Linked DNA regions of Homo sapiens: region 2 is linked to region 1. Evidence: read pairs that join two places in POLR2A ChIA-PET (ENCODE). Cell type or tissue: HepG2. All regions are shown on one strand. Each heading gives the region's core, and the rest is flanking DNA. Links, peaks and the distances in the headings are about the cores only.

Region 1 (12,498 bases), core at 5,081-7,580:
GATGAGATGGTGCCACTGCACTTCAGCCTGGGAGACAAAGTGAGACTGTCTCAACAGAAAATAAATAAATAAATAAATTTGCATGCTTCTTTCCTAGGACAGATAATTTTAAGGATCAAAGAGTTATACAGCCCTTTAATCTCAGAGCTATAGCTGCCACCTGACTTTACTTACCTTCTGTCTTACTACAAACTCTGAGTTTGCAGCTAGATAGACTTGAGCATCATTTGTTGGTTCTGCTTTATTTCTATGGTTTGGCTTTGGTTGGTTTGGTCCCACCAAGTCTCCTGTTGAAATTTGATCCCCATTGTTGGAGGTGGGGCCTTGTGGGAGGTATTTGGATCATGGGGCAGACCACTCATGAACAGCTTGGTGCCATTCTCACAAGAGCGAATTCTCACTCTTAGTTTGCAAGATGGTTGTTGAAAAAAGGTTGGTCCCTCCTCTCCTCTTTCTCCTGCTTCTGTTCTCCCTCTGTTCTCCCCCTATGTGACCTCTGCACATACTGGTTTCCCTTCCCTTTCCATCATGAGTGGAAATAGCCTGAAGCCCTCACCAGAAGCAGATGCTAGCACCATGCTTCTTGTACAGCCTGCAGAACTGTAAACCAAATAAACCTCTTTTGTTTTTAACCCTTTCCCATTTGCCCAGAGAATAATTACTGGCAGTGCTTCTGCAGTGTTTAAGATAACTTTGCCACGAAAGATCTTGCTTTTATTATTATTTTTACATCTCTCTAGTATATCAACTTTGGAAACAAAAGACATCATTCTATTTATGTTTTTAGTAGTGGTATTTTCATTGATAAAATATAGTAATTCTTGATCGCTGAAAATGTCAAATCCTGGAAAATGTAGCATTCCTACATGTGATGTTAACATTCTTGAACACTTCTTGAACAGTTAGTTGCTTGCTGAAGTTTCATTTGGTGAATCTCATTTTTTCTGAAATAGACAATGCTGATGGTAGTTCTGTTTAGAAATAACTCCAAGAACAGTTTTTGTATTCTATTTTTGCATTGAAAATCAGATTTGCTTCAGCCTCAAAGAGATGTTTATGTAAAATTAAATAAGCGCTGGCAGCAAGCTGCACTTTTTTTTCTAAATGGAAAAAGGGTTAAATTACCCAGCTTCAGGTATATTTCTATGGTAACACAAATTGACTAAGATGATTATTCAAATATCTTCATCTGTTATTCTCTTCTTCATCAGTAGTCGCAAGTTAAGACCACATGCCTGATACCACCAAAGGTCTTAATGAATATTTGTTGAATAAAAGTGGACCTGCTTAAAAGTTTGCTAGTTTATCAGGGAAAAGGTTTTGGGGGTTTGGCAGCAGGAGGTGTGTGGAGCAAAAAGTGGTTGATATAAAAGGCTATAATTAAGTTTATCACTATTCACAGGTTCAGATTATCTCAGCTATTCCTGCCTGGTGATGTATCAAATATGCCAAAGTTGGCTATATATGGTTGGTTCAAAACCAGTCTGCTGTATTATACCCTTATGTGCCATCTCTTTTTATTTTAGTTCTTGTATTCTTAGTAGATTTTGATAAGATAGCATGTATAAACATTGGAGTATAAATATTTGATAACAGATAAAAATAGTGCGTAAAACATTCAGAGATAACTTAAGTCCTTACTTCCCAGCTTGAAACACAAGGCTTTGCTTGCTGTGTTCTTCCACTTTGCTGTGGAAATTTTGTTGGTTGAATACTTCATTTTAGGCTTCATTTTTCAGTATTCTGTTGGATTAAAATATAATATTAGTTCATTTGTCTCAACTTAAAAACAAACGGAAACAACTGTGGCTAGCTCACTACCAAATTGGTAACATAACCATATAGAGGAAATAATTATTTCAGTAAAGTTTGAACGTAGTATTCTAACTATGCATTCATGCTAGGATATGGTACTCTGCACTGCATAATGAGGCTTTGGTCAATGGATTGCACATATACAATGGTGGTCTCACAAGATTATAGTGGAGCTGATAAATTCTTATCACCTAGTGCTGTTGTAGCCATCATAACATCCTAGAACAATTCATTACTTGCGTGTTTGTGGTGATGGTGGTGTAAACAACCCACTGCACTGCCAGTTGTATAAAAGTATAGCACATACAATCATGCATAGTATATAATACTTGGTAACAAATGACTATGTTACTGGTTTATGTATTTGCTATACTATACTTTTTATCATTATTGTAGATTGTGTTCCTTCTACTTATTAAAAAACAAGTTAATTGTAAAGCAGCCTCAGGCAGTTCTGTCAAAAAGGTATTCCAGAGGAAGACATTGTTATAGGAAATGACAGCTCCATGCATGTTATTGCCCCTGAAGAACTTCCAGTAGGGCAAGATATGGAAGTGAAAGACAGTGATATTAATGATCCTGACCCTGTGTAGGCCTAGACTAGGGTGTGTGTGTTTGTGTCTTAGATTTTAAGGAAAAAGCGTAAAAAGTAAAAAATTAAAATTAAAAATGTTTAAAATAGAAAAAAGCTTATAGAATAAGGATATAAAGGAAGAAATTTTTGTACAGCTGTATGATGTTTGTATTTTAAGCTAAGTGTTATTACAAGAGTCAAAACATTAAAAAAACTAAAAGTTTATAAAGTAAAAAAGTTATAGTAAGCAAGGTTAATTTATTATGGAAAAAGGAAACAATTTTAAATAAATTTAGTGTAGTCTAAGTGTACAGTGATCATGAAGTCTATAGTCGTGGTCAGTAACGACCTACGCCTTCACATTCACTCACTACTTATTAACTCACCTAGACTCATTTTCCAGTCCTGCAAGCTCCATTCATGGTTAATTGCCCAATACAAGTGCACCATTTTTAAATCTTCATACCATATTTTTACTTTACTTTTTCTGTGTTTAGATATGTTTAGATACACAAATACCACTGTATTAGAATTGACATTTTATAATCTATTCTCTCTGAAGCCTACAACCTGAAGGCTTCCTCTGCAAATAAGAACTTTGGTTTCCACAATCCTTTATTTTAACCCAGACATTCCTTTTTATTGATCCCAGTTGACTGTAGTCTTTTATCCCTTACCCATCTCCCAGCTGAACCCCTCCACCCCACGCTTCAAGTTATCCCACCTTTCTGGACCAAATGAATGTATTTCTTAAATGTATTTGATTGAAGTCTCATGTCTCCCTAAAATGCATAAAACCAAAATGCACACCAACCACTTTGAGCACATGTTCTCAGGATCTCCTGAGGGCTTTGTCACAGGCCGTGGTCACTCATATTTGGCTCAGAATAAATCTCTTCAACTATTTTACAAAGTTGGACTCTTTTTGTAGATAGTGGAAATACTGGTACTGAAGTTCTGAGACTGTTTTGTTATACTTTAGTATAGAGCAAATAAGTAGATACATTATGTTACATGGTTTTGACTGTAGGGGAAAGGAGACACAAACATAAAAGAAGTCATGAGAAAACCTATGGAATGTTAAATATGAGTCAGCAATATCAGTGTGCCCATATCTTAGTTTCTTAGTACTTTCTCCACCGAAAGGAACAGCTGCTCCAGATCTGGAGCTGGTAAAGTAGTGGTGAACATGGAACATCCTGTTGTGCCAGAAAGCAGAGTCACTAAAAAACTAGTGAGGCTAGTTGAATAGGGAGGGGTCTAGTCATTACAGAAGGAATGATAGCATTGAAATAGGCCTCATTGTCTGGGATGCCACCCGGAGTTCTTGGTCCCACAACTGAGGAAATCAAGGAAGGTGGACACACCAAGGGTGAGGTTAGAGCAGAAGTTTAATAAATGAAAGAAGGAGAGAAAGCTCTCTGCTGCAGAGAGGGGCCCTGAAAAAGGGTTGCTATTCTATAGTGGAATACAAGGGTTTTTATAAATGAGCTAGTGGGGAGGGGGTACTTTATTTACATAAGGTGTGAAAAACTGGTTAGGACTAGGTGTGTCATTTGCAGAAGGCATGAATTTCTGACAACCCCCACGCTGTCCTTCCAGTGTGCATGTGGGCTCGTAGCCTAAGTTACTTCATGTTGTTTGACTTCCCTTACTGTGCACGTGTTGGGGATAGAATCCTCCATTGTGGACATGCCTAGCTCAGTGTAACTCCCCTTATCTGTGTAGCTGTAGGCATGTTCCAAGCATGCCCTCCTGAGCAAGCTTCCTTATTTGAATATAACCAAAAAAGGAAAGGAATGTGTTCACTGAGGCCAACTGAATGTATATGAAATTTGAAATTTGCTGATTACACAGAAGGCACTCTTTTGTGCTGGAGCTTGCTTCCTTTTCTATGTTTGCGGCTTGATCTCTCAGGCTGCTCTTTGTTAGAAGAGCAGTTCTGCCGAGGACTTTGCCCTATTTGCCTAGCTGGTTTCTTTGTTCTTTCTCTCTCAGAATCAGACAAATCACCATCTTGCAACCCCCAATTTAATACTTGATTCAAGCAAGGGACATCAATCGATGTGATACCTTGATGATCAAGCTGGGTCACTGTATCGTACTGAAAAAATATGGAGTTCTGTATCATAAATTGCAGAAAATTCCATATTCTCTTAGTATGGTTCTGCAATCTGGCTTCGACATCAGGGTATGACACTGTGCTGTGGTTTGTGGAGGGAGCAGGACTTCTTCTCCAGTCTTAAACTCTCTGACATTGCCTGCAATTCTATCAATAATTATTGCTTCTTCTTTTTAAGTATGGCCTCCTGTTTTGCCACACTACAAACAAACAAACAAACCAAATTATCCCAGCAGTGGTTACAATTTAAATCTCTTATGAGCTTCATATGAATAATCTCTTCTAGCAGTTAAAAGAAGAGCATTGAGTTCTTGGATTAGAGGACTCGTTAGAAGGTAAACTTTAGGCACCCTATTTTGTCCCTGGACAAACCTCTGGAGGCTGAAACTCCAGATGATCTTGTCTAGGTAGAACTGCTATAACATTATGTGCATGCCACCTATTTACATCCAGTCCCATGTGCAAAATCCTCAATGGTCAGCCAGTTGAAGACTACCTATTCTGTCCCTCAGTCTTGCCATGGGAGTAAATGTTGTGCTCACACAGCTTGAAGACCTCACATGAACTTTTATTTTCTTCCTCTGATTCTCCTACCTTTTTTGGTCAAGAATGCTTAGAAGCAGAGGATCTTACATATCATTTTACTGAGCCCCTAACTTTACAGATGAGTAGACTGAAACTCTGAAGATTAAGTGCCTCACCCAGGATTATGAAACAGAACCAGGAACAGAATCTAGCCTCCTGACTTCCATCTTGATGCCAGTACTTCCCTATCCTGTCTCCCTCCATTCTTTCTCCCTTTCCGCCTCAAAACAGGAAGAAAATAATCAGAACTGGGAATTTAACTCCAAACACTCAGCCTTTCTTATACACAAAGCAGTTGTCCAACTTCTTTGAAATAATAAGTTTCTGAATATGGTTGTTAATTTGTAATCACGCATTTGGAATAATAAGATAGGGAACCCAATTGTAGTTGTATTTTAAGTTGTATATAAAATAGTTTAAATAGTAACCTGCACACAGTAGATAATGAAGTAACACTTTACTAACATAAAAACTGCATTGCCTTGACGTTGTTTGTTTTCTCTTCTACCCAAAGATACTTATATCCTAGAAAAAACAATTCCTGGTCATTCAAAAAAGTTACTTTTTTTAATAATCTTAGAATATTTTAACAAAAAGTTATATTTTCAAATAAATATGGGAAATGTTCCAATCTACATTCTATCTCTAGGAGAGTCAGAGTCATGTTAGCATAGAAAAGGTGTTGATAGTCCTTTATTGAAGACTCATGGGTACCTTTGTTTAACTATTGTTTTCAGTAGTTATTTGATCTCATAACCTTTTTCTCCCGTCTTATCACCCTCATGGACTAGTTTGAGAGAACGCACTTGGAAGAACTTTGCTGTAAACCAGTATTGGCTTGTATAATTGAGCAAGATAGAGAAGCTGAAAATACCACATTTACAATGGAGTCATTGACACAGAGAAAGTCAACACCCTTTATAGAACCACATGATAAGTCAAAAGCATAGTCAGGAAATATTTTCAAATCCTATTCTGAAAAAGTATTTTCTTCAAATAACCTGCAAATTCTTTGCCTTGATCACTCTTTTCACCATTTTTTTCATACTAAAATTGACTCATTACTCCCCTATTTTTATATCAGAAATATTTCAGAACATATGGCAATAGGAACATCACTTGTTCTTTTTTGCTGCTATTCCCAATGATATACAGCAGATATCCCTGCACACTGGTTATGATACTCACCTAATTTATAAAGTGCTGGTCTCAGATGATGAGGTTTCCTGTAGTCAGCAATTGTAGTATTTAAGGCAGTTACATCCCAGTTCTACTTATATAGACACACACACACATGGATTAAGCAACATTGGATGACAGTATTGATGTATGAGGCAATGCAGATGGAGCTACTTAAATGCATTAGAACGTGTGGGAGCTTATCTTTTTCCTACCGTCAGATCCTAAACAGAGATTATTTTAGCTGTAGCACTTTCATTTTATTTATTTATTTATTTTTTGAGACAGAGTCTCCCTCTGCTGCCCAGGCTGGAGTGCAGTGGCACGATCTCAGCTCACTGCAGCCTCCACCTCCCAGATTAAAGCAATTCTTCTGTCTCAGCCTCCCAAGTAGCTGGGACTACAAGGTGTATGCCACCACACCTGGCCAATTTTTTTTGTATTTTTATAGAGATGGGGTTTCACCATGTTGGCCAGGCTGGTCCTGAACTCCTGACCGCAAGTGATCCTCCTGCCTCAGCCTCCCAAAGTGCTGGGATTACAGGCGTGAGCCACTGCACCCGGCCTAGTTGTAGCACTGTCAAAGAGTTACACTTAGTTAATCATTAACTTTTATAAAATCTTTGCAATATAGGCTCTAGGCAGTGTTTATTGCATAACATATAATATAGAAGGACACAGATTGTTTAATTTCCTTTCTCTTTTCTACAGAAAGTTGAAAACATTTAAAGTAATTTTTTTCTGATTATAAAAAAGATACATGTGCACTTAGAAAATATGTAAATGACAGGAAAGTGTATGCGTGGTAGATCCTGACATTCTTTTTTCTATGTAAAAAATTATACACATCTCTTTTATTTAAAAAATAGAATCATACTGCAAATATATTTTAAGCTTTTTTTTGCATTTTCCAATTAACACTATATCATAAATATTTTCACATATTAGAAACATTCTTTTACAAGTAACATTATAAATAGCATTCAATCATAGAAATATATCTTAACGAGTCTTTTATTGATTAACACTGGCTGTTTCCAGATTTTATTTTTGTTTTTGTTTTCTAATATTGCCAGTGTTGCAACTGACAGTTGTGTGTGTGTGTGTGTGTGTGTGTGTGTGTGTGTGTGTGTATGGGTGTGGGTGGGTGTGGGTGTATGTTGTGATTCTTTGAAAATATTTATAAGTTTATTGGTAGCATAAACTCCTAGTAGTGGAATTGCTGGATCAGAGGGTACATGTATCTTATAGCTTGACAGATATTAATGAATTGACTTCCAAAAACTTGTATTAATTAACAGTTTTGTGAACAATCCAGGGGAGTACCCTTTTCTCCATCTTTCTAGCAACAATGAGTGTCATTACCTTTGAAATGTTTGCCTTTCTAAAGAGTGTAAACTATCTGATAGTTTTGAATTTTATTCCTTTATTTCATGAGATTGAGCATCTTTTAAAAAATGTGTATTGTTAATTTCTATAAATTATTGATTTTAAGGACTCTACCTAAACTAAGAAATTAGACCCTTGTCTGTGATTTGTGTTACAACTTTTTCCCCTGTGTCATTTATGTTTAGATTTCACTAATGGCATTTTTTGGCCATACATAAGTTTTCAAATATTATGTGGTAAAATATAATCAGTGTTTTCTTTGAGAACTTCTGGTTTTGTGTTCTGCTTCAAAATACCTTTTCTCTTCCAAGATTATAAATAAATTTACTTATGATATTATCTAAAACTTTAATGTTTAATAGTTTATACATAAATCTTTGATTGACTCAGTGTTACTTTTGGTATAAAGAATAAGTCAGGGCTGGGTGTGTGTCTCATGCCTGTAATCCCAGTGCATTGGGAGGCCTAAGCAGGAGGACCACTTGAGGCCAGGAGTTCAAGACCAGCCTAGGCAACATAAAGAGATCCTGTCTCTACAGAAAAAATTTTTAAAAATTAGCTGGACTGGGTGGTGTGCACGTGCAGTCTTAGCTACTTGGGAGACTGAGGTGGGAGGATCACCTGAGCCCAGAAGTTTAAAGTTGTAGTAAGCTCTGATAGCACTATACTCCAGTCTGGACCACAGAGTGAGACTCTTGTCACCAAAAATGAAAAAAATAAAGATAGTGAAAAAAGAATACATTTGGGATTTTTTTTTCCTTCCAAATACATACCACAACTACATTTGAAATTCAGTTCAGACAAAGTGAAGTTTCACATGTTATGTTGGGACCAGTATGCAGAGGACTATGAATGCTACAATAAGGAGTTTGAATTTTATCCTGTGGACAACACGAATCTTTTGAAAGTTTCTAAAGCAAATGAGAAACATCATCTAGAGTGTGTTTTGTGAATATAATTTTATGTCTGTGTGAAGCACCATCTGAAGGAAGGAAAGAAGGAGACGGAGGCAAAAAGAATGAATAGTTAGGAGGCCAGTTAAAATATCCCAGGCAAAAAGCAGTGAGGACCTAGTGAGGGCAATGTTAATGGGACTAACGAGGAGGGGATGGAATGATGAGTGCTACAGGTACTTCATAGAGTCCTTGCAGGTTGGTGTGAGTAAGGGCCCCAGAGATTCCTGTTCTGTACCACTAAGTCATGCAGTTACCAAGTGGCTGAGTCAGGATTAAAACCCAAGTCTCACTCCCAGTTTAGGGGCACGTCTGCCACAATGCCTCCTCGGCTCTTTCTGGATGTGGGTGTACCTGCTCTGGACTGGGGATGAGGGGAAGCAGGGTGGTGAAGGGAAGTGGACATAATTCCAGTGGTTAATAATAGGAAACTCAGGTGGGGAGTTCAGTGACAGGGACAGGGAATTAGTTTGATGTAGGGCAGATGGAGTTTGAGGTACTTGAGGAACAGTTATATGGACATTTCAGCAGGGAGTTGGAACTAGGTGGCCAGAGGCCAAACTTAGCCATGTGGATTTGCTCTTCATTTGTGAAGGCATGATAGTTTATTGTGTGGGAGTGAATGAGATTGTCTTGGCTGAGTGTGGAGCAGGAAGAGAAAGCTGTAAGAAGATGAAACTCTGGAATATCTAACATGTAAGGGGAAAGAGGAGAAACGAAGTTAATAAGAAGACCAGACAGAGAAGCAGAAAAAAGAAGAGTTCATATTATGAAGGCTAAGAGAGAACACTGTCTCAAAAAGCAGGAACAGTTGGTAATGAGTACTATAGAGACCTGGTTGAAGATTAAGAGACATTGGAGGAGTCATTTAAGTATGGTGGGAATCTCAAAACAACTGCACTGGACTGCGCAGAGTGGAGAAGGAGGAAGTAAGACATTTCCAAGAAGTATAATACAGTAATGAAAGGGAACAAAGAAAGAAAGAATGGTATCTTTACACAGTAGTGTGGAGAAGGGAAGATGCTACTTACTAGCTAGGTGACCTTGGACAAGTTGCTTGATGTCTCTGAAGCCTCAGTTTCTTAATAATAATGAAAATTTTCATAATAACTGTTATATTACCCATAATAATTTCATAATTTAACTCATTAGGTTGTTGTGAGAATTAAATGAGAAGATATATTTTCAGCGCTTAGCACAGTAGCTGGTGCACAGTAGAGACTCAATATGTTTGTTATTATTATTGTCATTAATATTGAGGTTTATATTGGGATGTGATAGACTCTTGAGTATGCTTCAATGCAGAAAGAAAGTAGCCAATGAAAAGAGGAAAACTTACATAATATTTCCAGAGGAGATACAGAAGAGAGGGGGAAAGAACACAAGTGGAAGGATCAGCTTTGAAAAGGAGGAGGCACACTTCTTCCTGCAGTAGAGGAGGAACTAGTGAGAGAATGAGAGAAGATGTGAAGTTTTAAGGTCTAGGGATGTGAACTTAAGGGTCTTATAAAATGGCTTCAATCTTTGTAATGTAGGTTCTGAAAGAGACGGAGATTAAGAGAAATAAGCATTGGTTTGAAGTTTTAAGTATAAGTGGGAAAAATCTGAAACAGATCCTTAGAGAATATAAAAAAGAATTAACTTTGGAATGTGGTGTTATTGTTCAGTGAGCATAGAGTTTCAGTTTTGGAAGATGAAAAAAATGTTCTGGAGATGGAGAGTGGTTATGGTTGTACAACAATGTGAATGCCACTGAACCGTACACTTAAAAATGGTCAAAATGGTAAATTTTATATTATGTATGTTTTACCACAATTTTAAAAAATGGTTCAAAAAGGAATTTTTTAAATGGGAGTGGAGGAAGTAGAAAGATGGGAGTTTGTTCATAAACAGAAGAATTCCAGTGTTCCTTATCTTAGAGAGAAAGATGTTCTGATGATGATGGTGGTCAGAATGAGATTTTTTGGGTGAACTGCTGAGGAGTGTTAAAGAGTCAAAGCAGTCACTAAGGGTGACAACAGCAATGAAATCACCAAGGGTGACAGCAGCAGAGGCAATAGTGAACAGAAAAGGAGGTCAGGGTCCCTAGTGACCAGAAAGGAAAGAGATTAGTTTAAGTAGTTGGGCCCAGGGTTGGGGATGGGGTTAGAAAGGCTTTCTCTACTAGCCCTGGGAAATGTGCACACAAGAAAATGGAGTGGGTTTTAAGAATATGGCATCACCAGGGGAAAGTCACATTTTAGATAATCATAGGAAATAGTGCTTTTGAAGGAAAAGGAGGGAGAGAGTAAGGAGTATGCTTGTGTGTGGGTGGGGAACATCCCAGAGGAAATGACATACATTTAAATTAGGGAAACAACCTGAAAGATTTTAATCTGTCAAGAAATAATAATTAAATAAAATAATTTAAATAGAAATTTATTAGTTGGTCATTCACCTCTGAACAACAACAACAGTGAGAAATATATGAGGTATTTTCATTTTCAAAGATGCAAATTTGCGTAGTTTTCTCTTTGGCTGAAGAAATCTTCCAGAAACTTACATCCAACAAATATTGAGCACCCTTTGCATGCCAAGGACTATGTATTCCACCATCATTAACTCATGGGGTGCTGCATGAATGTTTTCATTTCACATTGTCATATTATCTACATCTGATCAGCTGGAAAATCATTTATTGAATCACTAACCTCTTATATGTCAGACAATGCTCTTTGATTAGCAATTTCCCACTTTTAAATGCTAATACCTTTAAGAATGTTAAGTTGGCTGTTGGACTTTCTTCTTTTATTGTGAATTTTACTTTCAAAATAAATTCATTTAATCAGACTGATTTGCTGTGATGAGTCTTGTTACAATGCTGAGTTTATGAGAAATTCTTACTAAAAATGCATACTCATTGTGGAAAATTTAGATAATACAGAAAAGAGAAAGTTTGACCTTTGATGTCCTAGAGAGTAAATTCTCTGAAAAGAGACACAACTGGGAATGATTGTAAGGAAATCCTAACCTCCTCGAGATCCTGAGGGCACAAATGATGCTGGATTTGCATTTGCTTGTACTACAGCATGGAGTGCTGCCTAAAAACATTAATAAATAAAATACTACTTCTAGTACTGGGCTAGGTGCTGGGGATACAGTACTGAACAAAGCAAACTGTCTTGCCCTCCTGGAGTTTACTTTCTATTGGGGAGATAGAAGTTATTCACATAGTTGTACAAATATGTTATTAATGAACAGTGATAAAAAAGAATTGGACTGGTAAAGAAGATAAAGTAGAATGGTACTAAGGTAGTGTAGTCAGAGAAGGTGACATTTAAACTGCACCCAAAGGGCGTGAGGAACATATGAAAGGGAAGAGACACAGGGAAGAGAAAACCTCAGGGGCAAAGGCCCTGAGATGGACAGAAGCCGCAGTGCTCAGTGAACAGAGAGTGCTAGTGTGGCTGGAGCAGAGCGGGCAATGGGGAGAGCATAATGTGAAGGGGCTGTAGAGAGAAGGGGACAGAAGCTTGGTTGGGCTGGGCCCTGGAGGCCAAAGGAAGAAGCTTGGATTTCATTCAGAGTGCATTGAGAAGCCAAAGAAGGGTTTTGAGTAACATGGGATGTGATTTGATTTTTATTTTTAAACTAGTGCTGTGACTATCATGTGAGAAACAGATGGAGGGCAATAAGAGGGAAGGGATGAGACCAGCCAGGAGTCTGCATTAATTCAGATGCTTAATAATGGTGGTTGTGGTGAAGATGATAATGATGATAGTAGTAGCTGCAATGTTTGGCGTCTTCTGTAAGACTGATGCTCTATGTATATTATCTCTAATGTCACTGTGTTTCTGGAGTTTGGATATGATTGTCTCCCTTTTAGAAGTGAAGAAATAGTG
Region 2 (12,498 bases), core at 4,154-6,653, 170 kb before region 1:
GTGGCGGTAAGTAGGAGAGGAGAGGATGTATTCCAGAGTATTCTAGAAAATTGAGCCTATAAAACTTGTAGGATTGTGGATATAAAGGATGAGGAAAATGGAATGTTGAGAACAGTTCCCAAGTTTCTAGCTTAGGAGATTTAAATTGATGGCTCGAGCAGATGGTGATGCTCTGAACTTGTAGAGGAGGCAAGTCGGGAAAATACAATGAGTTCCAAATGAGCTGTGTTGCATTTGAAATGCATCCAAAATATAGCATCTGTCTAGCTGGAGATGTCTAACTGACCACTGGAAATAGAAGTTTGACGTATTGAAGAGAAATAGGAAAGTTCTTAAAGAGGGACTTTTTAAGACCTCCTGTACACACTCTTATGAGATTTATCTTTCTTAATGTGATGGGGCTTTAATGGAGAACTGCAGGGGTGGGGAGGGGATAAGATGACTGTCTCAAAATTAGGTATCTACTGAGACTGTATAGGATTTGTGTATAGATCCCAAACAATCTATATTGTTAAGCACAGAGTTTAGAGATGTAAGACTCAAAAATGATGTATTTGTCCTGCAGACCAAATGAATTACATCTGGAAACATAAATTTACATATGCAGTAGGCGACTTAGGGTATAAACAAATAACTGCAAGTAATGATTGTATATGTAACAAAACACACCCTTCCTGTGTTTCTCCATGTAGTACTGTGTACTGTTTTCTCTCTTTGCCTGCAATACTGTTGTTGTGTGCTTAGGCATCTGCCCAGTTGTAAAAACAAAATAGTTCTCTGACAAAAACAGCAATATTAGACAGTTGGGTTTTTTTTTGTTTGTTTGTTTGGTTTTGAGATGGAATCTCACTCTGTTGTCCAGGCTGGAGTGCAGCGGTGCAATCTCGGCTCACTGCAACCTGTGCCTCCCAGGTTCAAGCGATTCTTGTGCATCAGTATCCCACGTAGCTGGATTATAAGCATGCACCACCACGCCTGGCAAATTTTTGTATTTTTAGTAGAGACAGGGTTTCAACATGTTGGCCAGGCTGGTCTGAAACTCCTGGCCCCCAAGGATCCACTTGGTTCAGCCTCTCAAAGTGTTGGGACTACAGGAGTGAGCCACAGTGCTCAGCCAAGACAGTTTTGGCATATCATACCTTACTACCAAGTGTGTAGCTGAAACCATTTGGATATGAACAGGGAAAATAAAGAGAAATTATTTACATGGATGAAAAGCAAATACTAAAGTTTGTACCATCAGTCATGATCCAATATTTGTTCAAGTCAAGAGGCAAAACAGAAAAAGGTTGATTGTAGAACAAATTCCAGAATCTTATACTTCAGAATGTCTTGTTTCTTAACTACTGTCTCAAAGCCAGTAACTTATTTTTAAAGAATGAATTACAACCTATCCTCTGAAGCTATGATTAATACCTTTTCATCTGCCCTTTTATGTTGGATGTCTTCCTTTTTCTCCTCCAGGGCCACTCTCTACCTGTTTGCAGTCCTAGAGTCCAAGAGTAGGAAGAATATAGAGGCAGTACCCTCAAGCTTCCAACTGAGGTTGACCAACGGGGAGGGAGCACAGACAAAAACCTGCATGATACGAAGAGAATGAGATCAGGATATTCCCGTGGCTTTCTCCCTGCAAGACCAAGTCAGGCTGTCTCTTGCCTTTGCATGATGTCACTTGTCCTCTTCAGGTGACCTGCTCCACGTGACTCGCTCTTCCATGTTCTGGTAACCTATCTTTCCCTCCCCTGTTGCTTTGGGTTCAGGGGTTGTTACATATTTGCAGTCGCTAGTCCTAGATGCATGCATATTCTTTCCATTCCCTATATCGTGTTCCATACTCTTATCATTGGTCCCATGGGGCGGGGAAACCATTAAATTCTCTTAACTGGAGGATTTGGATTATAATCTCTAATGCTATTTTAGAAAGGACTACATGTTACAAGAAATGCACTAGAATTTCCATTGGCTAAAAAGCACTTAATATGGTTGCTCATTACTTAAATTAGTCATATTAAATTAGTCAAAGTGTGCTCTTTCTTTTTAATAGAATCACATATTTTTACTATGAAAATCTACTTTAGAGCTCATTCTGGTCTAACCTTCTCTTTAGCAAATGGTGAAATGATTTGCACAAGGACATGTAACCAATGAAAGAGTGTTAAAGTTTAAACCTCTGGTCTCCTTCCTCCCTGGCCAGTGTTCTTTAGCTTTCAATTGACCCTCTTGTTTCTCTGGAGGCTTCCCCTTGAACTTTGTCCAAATAACTTTGAACTTTGTCCAAAGAATAAACTTCTTTTCTGCAGTGAGTGACCCTGGTTCTTTGGACAATCCGATAGCTCAGGTAGGAGTGGGGACCTGGGATTCTCACTAAAGACTTGCAATGTATCCCCATTTTCAATCTTATGCCTTCCTCTGCCTTCTGCAATTTGTCATTCCTATTGCCGAACATTTCTGAGGGTCTTTGAATCAATTAGCTCATTTCTTATACTGATGACAGTGTTTAACAAAATTTAGGAGGGCTGGGCGCCAGTGGCTTACACCTGTAATCCTGGCACTTTGGGAGGCCAAGGTGGGAGGACCACTTGAGGTCAGGAGTTCAAGACCAGCCTGGCTAACATGGTGAAACCCTATCTCCACTAAAAATACAAAAATTAGCCAGGCATGATGGTGCTTGCCTGTAATCCCAGATACTCATGCCTGTAATCCCAGCTGAGGCAGGAGAATCACTTGAACCCAGGAGACAGAGGTTGCAGTGAACTGAGATCCTGCCACTGCACTGCAGCCTGAGCAACAGAGCGAGACTCTGTTTAAAAAAAAAAAAAAAATTATTAGACTGATCCTCTACTAACCCCCAGCAGACCAGACCAAACCAGCATGGAGTCACCTGTGCTAAGTGCCACATAATAAAACTGAACTTTGAAAGGGGCTAGTTTTCAAATAAATAAATAAATAAACCAGGAAATTCATAGCAACACAGCCACCAATCAGAGGGGCCCCAGTTTACCTGAGCCTGCATGATAAGAGAGTTCACTCTAGGCCAGGTATGGTGGCTCACATCTGTAATCTCAGCACTTTGGGAGGCCAAGGCAAGCGGATCACCTGAGGTCAGGCGTTCGAGACCAGCCTGGCCAACATGGTGAAACTCTGTCTCTGCTAAAAATACAAAAATTAGCTGGGTGTGGTGGCACACGCTTGTTGTCCCAGCTACTTGGGAGGCTAAGGCAAGAGAATCGCTTGAAACTAGGATGTGGAGGTTGCAGTGAGCTGAAATCGTGCCACTGCACTCCAGCCTGGGCAACAGAGCCAGACTCTGTCTCAAAAAAAAAAAAAGTTCACTCTGTTTTAACCGTATGAGGAAAGTAACTTTGAAACGGTCAATCTGCTTTCTGCTTTCTTCAGCCCTTTGCCTATAAAGCCAACCCCCTCTGCTCAGCTTGGAAGAACACCCATTCTGTTTTATAGAATGAGATGTTACCCAATTCCAGAATCACAAAAGAAAGACAATTAGATCTTTAAATTTGTTGTAATTTTGTGTGTGACATCATTTAGGGTTCAACATCCTAATGATGGGGTTAACTTAAGGTTCAACTTCCAGTTAGGTTGTCACATGCAACTTACTTTGCAAAAAAAATTTAGAGATTTATAATAAAAGTACTTTACTATCTCTAACAGTTTCTGTGGAGCGGGAGTTCAGAAACGGCTCAGTTTAAAAGCCTGAATCTGGCTCAAGGTCTCTCATGCCAGTATCATCAGATGGGGCCAGAACTGGAAGAACAAGGACATGGTTAGTTAGGACCTAGCTAGGTCTCTCTCTCTGTCTCTCTCTCTCTCTCTCGCCCCCCGACCCCCGTCTCTCTCTCTGTCTCTCCTCTTTCCTGTCTCCTCTCTCTCTTCCTTTCCTTAAGAAGTCTCAGGATCTCTCCATGTGGTCTCTCTCTGTGGGCTAGTTTGGACACTCACAGAATTGCCACCTCAGGGGCAGTCAGACTGCTTACATGGTGGTTGAAGACATCAAAGACGGGTGAGAATTCTAGTGAGCAAAGTGGAAGTTGTATGACTTTGTGTGGCTTAGCTTTGAAAGTCATATAGTGTCATTTCTTTTTTTTTTTTTTTTTTTTGGTTGGTGTTGTTTGTCTGTTTTGAGACAGGGTCTCACTCTGATGCCCAGGCTGGAGTGCAGTGGCGTGATCTCAGCTCACTGCAACTCTGCCTCCTGGGTTCAAGCGATTCTCCTGCCTCAGCCTCCCGAGTAGCTGGGATTACAGGCACACCACCATGTCTGGCTAATTTTTGTATTTTTAGTAGAGACGGGGCTTCACCATGTTGGCCAGGCTGGTCTTGAACTCCTGACCTCAAGTGATCCGCCTGCCTTGGCCTCCCAAAGTGCTGGGATTACAGGCATGAGCCACCACGCCTGACCACAGTGTCATTTCTATCATATTCTTTTGATCAAAACATTCACAAAAGCACTCTCAGTTTCAAGGGGAGTAAATAGAGACCCCACATCTCAGTGGGAGGAGTGTCAAAGTCACTTTGTAAGAAGAGCACATGGGATGGAAGATATTATTGCAGCCAATTTTGGAAAATAGAATCTGTTGCACAACTCTTCTATCTAATTTTTCAATCCCTTTTTAGTACAACCACAGAGTTTTAAAATTATGAAATATGGGCCAGGCATGGTGGCTCATGTCTATAATCCCAGCACTTTGGGAGATAGAGGTGGGAGGATTGCTTGAGCCCAGGAGTTTGAGACCAGTCTGTGCAACCTACAGAGACCATGTGTCTACAAAAAATTTTTTTAAATTATTCAGATGTGGTAGTGCACATCTATAGTCCCAGCTACTTGGGAGATTGAAGCAGGAGGATCGTTTGAGCTCAGGAGCTTGTGGCTGCACTAAGCCATGATTGTGCCACTACATTCCAGCCTGGGTAACAGAGCAAGACCCCATCTCTGAAAAAAAATTATGAAATATATTAGCCATATTTTAAAAGGTAGAGAGAATAATATAGTAAACACTCTTGTATTCACCACCTTGCTTTAGAAATGTTTCGAATAGTTAAAACCCCTCTCTGCTTACATTCCCTTTTCTCTCTCTTTTCCAAAGAGATAAACATTGTCTTGAATTGGGGATTTATTATTGTCATGTGCATCTTTATACTTTTAATATGTGTATGTGTATTTCTAAACAATAATAAATTTGGGTGTCTTTTTAAACTTAACATGATTTTTTTATAACTTTAAAACTTGCTTTTTTAAAATCATTATTAGTTTTCTGGGATCTGTTCGTGTTGACGTGTAGCTCTAGTACAAACTTTTTCTTAAAGGGTCAGAGGGTAAATATGTCAGATCTTGAAGGCAGATGATCTGTATTGCAACTACTTCATTCTACAGTTCTACAAAAGCAGCTCCACTCAGTATATAAATGAATGAATAAAACTTTGTTCTGACAAAACTTTTTTTACAAAAATAGGTATCAGAGTATAGGATGTGGCCTGTGGGCCACAGTTTGCTGACCCTAGTTCCATGGCATTCATTTTTACTAATCTATCATATTCCATTGTTTAAGTATACCATAATGTAGTCATTCTCTCTTCTCTCTCTCTCTCTCTTTAAAGATGAAGTCTTGCTCTGTGGCCAGGGTGGAGTGCAGTGGCACGTTTCTAGCTCACTGCAACCTCAAACTCCTGGGCTCAAGTGATACTCCCACCTTAGCCTCCGAAGTAGCTAGGACTACAGGCACATGCCATCCTGCCTAATTTTTTTTTTTTTTTTTTTTTTGGTAGAGATGAAATCTGGCTATGTTGCCCAGGCTGGTCTGGAACTTTTGGGCTGAAGCCGTCCTCCCGCTCCAGCCTCCCAAAGTGCTGGGATTATAGGCATGAGCCACCATGCCCAGCCAATCATTCTCTTTTTGATGTATATTCAGGTTGTTTCTATTTTTTACTCTTACAAACAATGTTCTAAACATTCTTGTACATTCCACTGTGTGCAGAGTTTCTCTGGGGTAGAGATCAACAAGTAATCCATAGGCTTTTCATCTTCTAAGGATGTGTTAGTATCTTGTTTCTGTTCTTTTGAATTACATTAAATATTCCTTTACTATCATTTAAATGAGGTTTTTGAGCAAGAGTTGAGTTAATCTAGCATATTTCTCATATTCTTTAATTTTGTTATTTCCCTTAATTATTGAGTACACAGTAGATCATCTTTAGTCCAATAAACATTAGGTTGAAACTAATGACTATTGCTTTTGGGTTTTGTTTGGTTGGCTGTTTTGTTTTGTTTGAGATATGATTTCGCTATGTGGCCCAGGCTGGAGTGCAGTGGTGTGATTAGGACTTACTGCAGCCTCAACCTCCTGGATTCAAGTGATTCTCCTGCCTCAGCCTCTCAATTAACTGAGACTACAAGTGCACACATCACACCCAGCTAATTTTTTTGATTTTTATTAGAGATGAGTTCTCTCCATGTTGCCCAGGCTGGTCTCCATCTCCTGAGCTCAAGCAATCCTTCCGCCTCAGTCTCCCGAAGTGTTGGGATTACAAGCGTGAGCCACTGTGCCAGCTGACTATTGCTTTTGGCAAACTTAATGAGTCCATCTTGCTCCCAATTGCACTGTCATTATAAGCAGTACTTTCACTTTTTCTATTTTCTACTAAGTGGTATAAAGTAATATATACAAAATGCAACAAATTATCTAAGTAATTATCCAAATAAATCCCATTATAATATAATAAAATGATGATATTAGTAAAGCTAAACTGTTTGGCAGGCAGGCAAGGATTTCAGGGCTTCGACAAAAATGCATTTTTAAAAAGGTGGGCAGAATTTTCCTTGCTCTTGTTGATACGCAAATGCTTTCTCAAACTCCTGACCTCAAGTTTTTTTTGTTTTTTTTTTTTTTGTTTTTTTTTTTGAGATGGAGTCTTGCTATTTCACCTAGGCTGGAGTGCAGTGGCACAATCTTGCATCACTGCAGCCTCTGCCTCCCAGGTTCAAGCGATTCTCCTGCCTCAGCATCCCGAGTAGCTGGGACTACAGGTGTGTGCCACTGCTCCCTGGTAATTTTTGTATTTTTAGTGGAGATGGGGTTTCGCCGTGTTGGCCAGGGTGGTGTCAAACTCCTGACCTCAAGTGATTCACCTGCCTCGGCCTCCCAAAGTGCTGGGATTACATGTGTGAGCCACCAAACCCAGCCTCAAGTGCTTTCCTTTGTAAATTGCAATACAATTTATAACCCGTCAAACTTGTCTCCATGCACATCTCAGGATCTTCTGGCAGAGTATTTCTTACCCAAGATAATCTGTCAGTGTACTATGTGGGTCTAGCCTCGACTTATTCACACAGTGACTGGATAGGGTTCTAAGAGAGCCAGTGGAAGCCTCCAAGGCCTCTTGAGGTCCAAGACTGGAATTGGCACAGGATCACCTCAACAGATTTTATTGGCTAAAGCAAGTCACAAGGCCAGCCCAGATTCAAGGAGAGGGAAAATTGATTCTTCCTCTTGATAGGAGGAGCTGCAAAGTCTCATTGCAAAGGAGTGTGTATATTGGGAGGGGAATAATTATGGTCATCTTTTTTTTTTTTTTTTGAGACAGAGTCTTGCTCTGTTGCCCAGGCTGGAGTGCAATGGCGTGATCTTGGCTCACTGCAGCCTCCTCCTCCAGGGTTCAAGCGATTCTTCTGCCTCTGCCTCCTGAGTAGCTGGTATTACAGGCACGCACCACTACATTTGGTTAATTTTGCATTTTTTTTTTTTTCTGAGACAGTGTCTTGCTCTGTCGCCCAGGTTGGAGTGCAGTGGCGCGATCTCAGCTCACTGCAAGCTCCGCCTCCCAGGTTCATGCCAATCTCCTGCCTCAGCCTCCTGAGTAGCTGGAACTGCAGACAGGTGCCCATCACCACGCCTGGCTAATTCTTTGTATTTTTAGTAGAGACGAGGTTTCACTGTGTTAGCCAGGATGGTCTCGATCTCCTGACCTCATGATCTGCCCGCCTCGGCCTTCCAAAGTGCTGGGATTACAGGTGTGAGCCACTGTGCCCAGCCTGGTCATCTTTATAATTAATCTAAAACACCATCTCTTCCTAACCCTAATTATAATAGATTAATAGATTACTCATTGATAACCTTTTATAGCTTTGGTAACATCTTGTCCTCTATTTTTCATAATCTTTCAATCCCTCAGTCTACCACAAATTATTGTTGTGAGTATGTTTCATACATTGCTGGTTCAGGCTGAATTTTGCAAAAGAAATCTGAATTTTGAAAAAGAAATCTATTGAAAAAGAAATCGGCATATAAGTGAACCAATACAGTTCAAACCTGTGTTGTTCAAGGATCAACTGTATTGTGATTTTTTAAAAGCAATTTTTATGAATTGCTATTCATAGCAATTACTATTAATTTTAAACAATCAAAACAATAATCCTTAATGTCTTTCACTATGATATATTCTGAGGAGTCACTCAAGAAAATATATAATTTTCCCTTAGTTAGGCTTAGAAAAAATTACACTGAGTCACAAAGGTTAAGGTAGATCAAAGTTTACCAGCATTAACTGGTCATCGGTATCTTTTTGGCTGATAAGTATTGGTTCACTTATATGCAGATTTCTTTTTCAATATAACACAGATAAAAAATACAGTATTGGAGGGACTCGAAATCCACTTATATGGAGGACTGACTTCAAATATGCACAGGGCCTACAGTGGGATTTGAGCATGTGTAGATTTTGGTATACATGGGAGTCCTGGAACCAATACCCTGTAAACCCAGGGATGACTGTATTTAGTTTCTTAAAATGTGTCACAAATATGTACAATTTTAATAATATGGGTGAACAACAACCTAATTAAAAATAGGCTCAGTGGGAGAGGGGCAGAGAAAAAAATAGGCACAGGCCCTTCACAAAAGAGGACATCTAAATGGCCTCCACACCTATGAAAAGATCCTAAATATCACTATCAAGGAAATGTATGTCCCGCTAGCATGTGCTAATGATTAGAAGGCTGATAATATTGAGTATTAGCAAGAATATAGAGCATCTGGGACTTTCATATATTGCTGGTGGAGTGTGAGTTGATTAAACCAAGTTGGAAACCTGCTGGGTAGTTTCTATGTACCTAGTCTAGGAACAATTCTACTCGTAGCTATGTATGCAATAGAAATTAGTGCATATGTCCAATAAGGTACAAGAATGTTTGTAATAGATTTAGTTGTAATTGGCCCAAATTGAAAACCACCTAAATGTCTACAAATACGAGAATGGATGAGCAAATTATAGTATATTTACATAATGGAATACTACATAGCAACAAAAAAGAATGAACTACTGATACACACCACAACATGAATTGATCTCTAAATCATTACACTGAGTAAAAAAAGCATATTCTGTATGACTAACTTCATGTAAAGTTCAGAAATATGCAAACTTAATTCATAGTGTTAGAAGTAAAAACTTTGGGGAGTGGAGAAATTGGTCGTATTAACTGGGAAAGGTGCAAAGGAACCTTCTAGGTGATCATAATATTCTATATTATGACCTGGGTAGTGACCACAGGGTGGTTTATATATATAAATATTTATTGAACTATACACCTGTGATTTGTTCACTTTAATGTATGTATATTAAATGTTTACGCATGCCTATATTCACATAATTATATAGATGTTCTTGTTAGAAAAATGGGACTTTTTATTTTTATCTATTGGTGGTATAAATTAAAGCATAAATTCTATCCCTGGCCTCAAGATTGACCTGTATAGAGATATTAAAAAGGAAAAGATTTCTTCCTCCTCTTTCACAGTTTAATTAGGGTGAAAACCCAGCATAAGAATTTGATGTGGAGGCTAGGGGCGGTGGCTCACGCCTGTAATCCCAGCACTTCAGGAGGCCTAGGCAGGTGGATTACTGAGGTCAGGAGTTCGAGACCAGCCTGGCCAACATAGAGAAACCCATCTCTACTAAAAATACAAAAATTACCTGGGAGTGGTGGCACACACCTGTAGTCCCAGCTACTCGGGAGGCTGAGGTGGGAGAATGGCTTGAACCTGGGAGATGGAGGTTGCAGTGAGCCAAAATCATGCCTCTGCACTCCAGCCTGGGGACAGAGCGAGACTATGCCTCAAAAACAACAACAACAACAACAACAAAAAACGTTAATGTGGCCAAAGGTAAAGAAAAGCTACATTTATAATCTTCTATAGGTTCTGCAGCTAAGGGTATTGATGAGAGATTGTTTAGTTCTTCTGATTTTTGAAAGGTATGGTACTGTGCATGCATGCACATGCAGGCATGTATGTATGTGTACATGTATGTATGCTGTGTATATGCACACATATATGGGTATGTCTGAATGTGGGAACGTGTGCTATGCGTGCATGTGTGATGCATGTGCATGCATGCACATGTGTTTTCTACTAGATTTACACAGGAATAAGGAGGCATAACTTCACTCTAAACTAGCAAATATTTTGTGAAAGTGTGCATACTTTGAGTCTCCCAAAATCGAACAATTCTGCTGAAGCTTCTGTGTACTATCTTTCCAGACACAATGAAAATTTAGGGAAATATTTAGCTTCAGGTGAATTGCCCTAGGGTGTGGTGGGGCACAGGGCACAGGGTCTAGGAGAAGTACATCACTTCTGTGTTAGGGAATAGGATATTCCTAAAGTGGCAAAGTGTAGAATCTCACTGAAAAGGGTAAAGAAGAAGCTCTCTGTGCAGAGTGAACTTTGAAACAATGTGGGAGCATGTCTAGGAACTGTGGTGCTCACCCTAGGAGACCCATATGAAAGGCTAATTTCTTTTCCTTTGGACCCATAGCACCAGTTCTGTGCTTTTCTGTAATTTTTTTTTCTCAGCTGGGCTTTTTTTTTTTCTTTTTCCAAGACAGGGTCTTGCTACGTTGCCTAGGCTACTCTTGAACTCCTGGGCTCAAGCCAGGAATTTAGCCTCAGCCTCCCCAGTAGCTGGAATTATAGGCACATGCCACCACACCTAGTTCTATGCTTTTCTTACACTGTAATTCACTCTAGCTTTTTCCCAATTCTTCAGAAAACTGTTAGCCATTCTTCAGCCTCATGTTAGTCCTGTTACGAGTGCAGTGGGCAGAGAATTAAAGAGACAGGCTGTAAACAGCAGAGCAGCCTGACCTGCTTCACCTCTCTCCCAAAACCAATATAACTGGAACCACATGATTCAGAGAGGGAAGCTGGTGATTCTAAAATTTACAAGGCCCCCTAGGAGTGAAATAAGCTAAACTCCATTGCAAAGAGGTGATTAGGAGCTATGTGAACACAGACTGCTGCAGCATTGACAAATGCAGGACTGGATGGAGATGAACCCCTTGACGTGAGACAAGGGTAGGGAAAGTAGAGGACAGTGAGCTTGACTTACAATGTGGTTTAGGTTCTTCAATGAAGAGTCTAAAGGGGCATGTGAAAGAGAAGATAGAAAATAATGAGACCTACTGGAGTGTGTGTGTGTGTATTGAAAATATCTGATGTGTACAATTTTTAAAAGCCAAAACAAAGAGCCAGAATATGTTTTCATTTAGCTTTCTGAGACTGAGATTGGCGGGTATAAACTGAAACAAGATACAACTTTTTTTAAAAGAGGGGATTATACCTAACATATATTCCTTGAGGATTTCAATTATTCTGAAATTCATAGAGCAGTGGAAGAAAAATCATAGGTTAGGAAATGAATGTGGTTGAAATTGGCACATATAAATAACTTTATACAAAAATCAGCAAATATGCTAAATGAATTTTAATTATCAAAAGGTCAAAAGACAAAGAGAGTGAATGTAATTGAGGCAGTGAATGTGCCATTGTCAGATTTTGTATTCAAGAACTTCAGAAAAATGACTTTCACCACAACTATGAAAATATTGATAAACAATTTTTGTATGTCCCATTGTTTTTTTCATTGTTTTTTGTTTTGGACAGGGTCTTGCTGTGTCACCCAGGCTGGAGTGCAGTGGTGCAATCACAGCTAACTGCAGCCTTGACTGCTCAGGCTCAAGCGATTCTCCTACCTCAGCCTCCTGAGAAGCTGCAACTACAGGTGTGCACCACCATGTCCAGCTAATTTTTTTTTTATTTTTAGTAGAGATGAAGTCTTGCTATGTTGCCCAAGCTGGTCTTGAACTCTTGGGCGCAATCAATCCTCCTGCTTTGGCCTCCCAAAGTGCTGGTATTACAGGTGTGAGCCACTGCACTTGATGGTTCCATAGTTTTAGAAAGTTAGTAGACATAGAAAAGAGACTCCTGACTGTCTCCATCGAAGAAGAAAGTCTAGTTAGGCCAATACTAGACATAATAGCAGTACATAGAGGAAATAGAATTCCTCTGATTTTCTTGTATCTTTTCTGGATCAGTTCCAGTCCATAATGACTAGGATGATGGCTCTGAAGAGGGCTCAGTTCTGGAGCAGTCAACTCAACCATGGTGTCGTCATTAAAACATCCAGACCCATGGTCATTCTACTTTC

The links. ChIA-PET counts read pairs that join two places held together with the same protein. Peaks named below come from ENCODE experiments on the same cell type or tissue, not always from the same donor. Only the 100,000 strongest peaks of a DNase experiment are listed, where the experiment ranks them.
Region 2: POLR2A ChIA-PET joins it to region 1 with 5 read pairs; 2 of 35 experiments call an interaction of 5 or more read pairs at or near these places.

Annotation. Positions count from the first base shown.
Region 1 is chr9:6,230,929-6,243,426 of GRCh38, reverse strand. IL33 (interleukin 33) reads right to left here. Exons shown (of 8, transcript NM_033439.4): 2 at 1,642-1,743. The coding sequence starts at 1,732. All of the region lies in intron 2 of LOC107987046 (a long non-coding RNA gene), which reads left to right. Among named protein-coding and RNA genes, the nearest start is that of IL33, 21 kb to the right of the region's middle. In HepG2, for the core only: no CTCF peak of the experiment used is centred there; a DNase peak (open chromatin) is centred at 6,436.
Region 2 is chr9:6,397,723-6,410,220 of GRCh38, reverse strand. No RefSeq gene overlaps it. Among named protein-coding and RNA genes, the nearest start is that of UHRF2, 9.2 kb to the left of the region's middle. In HepG2, for the core only: no CTCF peak of the experiment used is centred there; no DNase peak of the experiment used is centred there.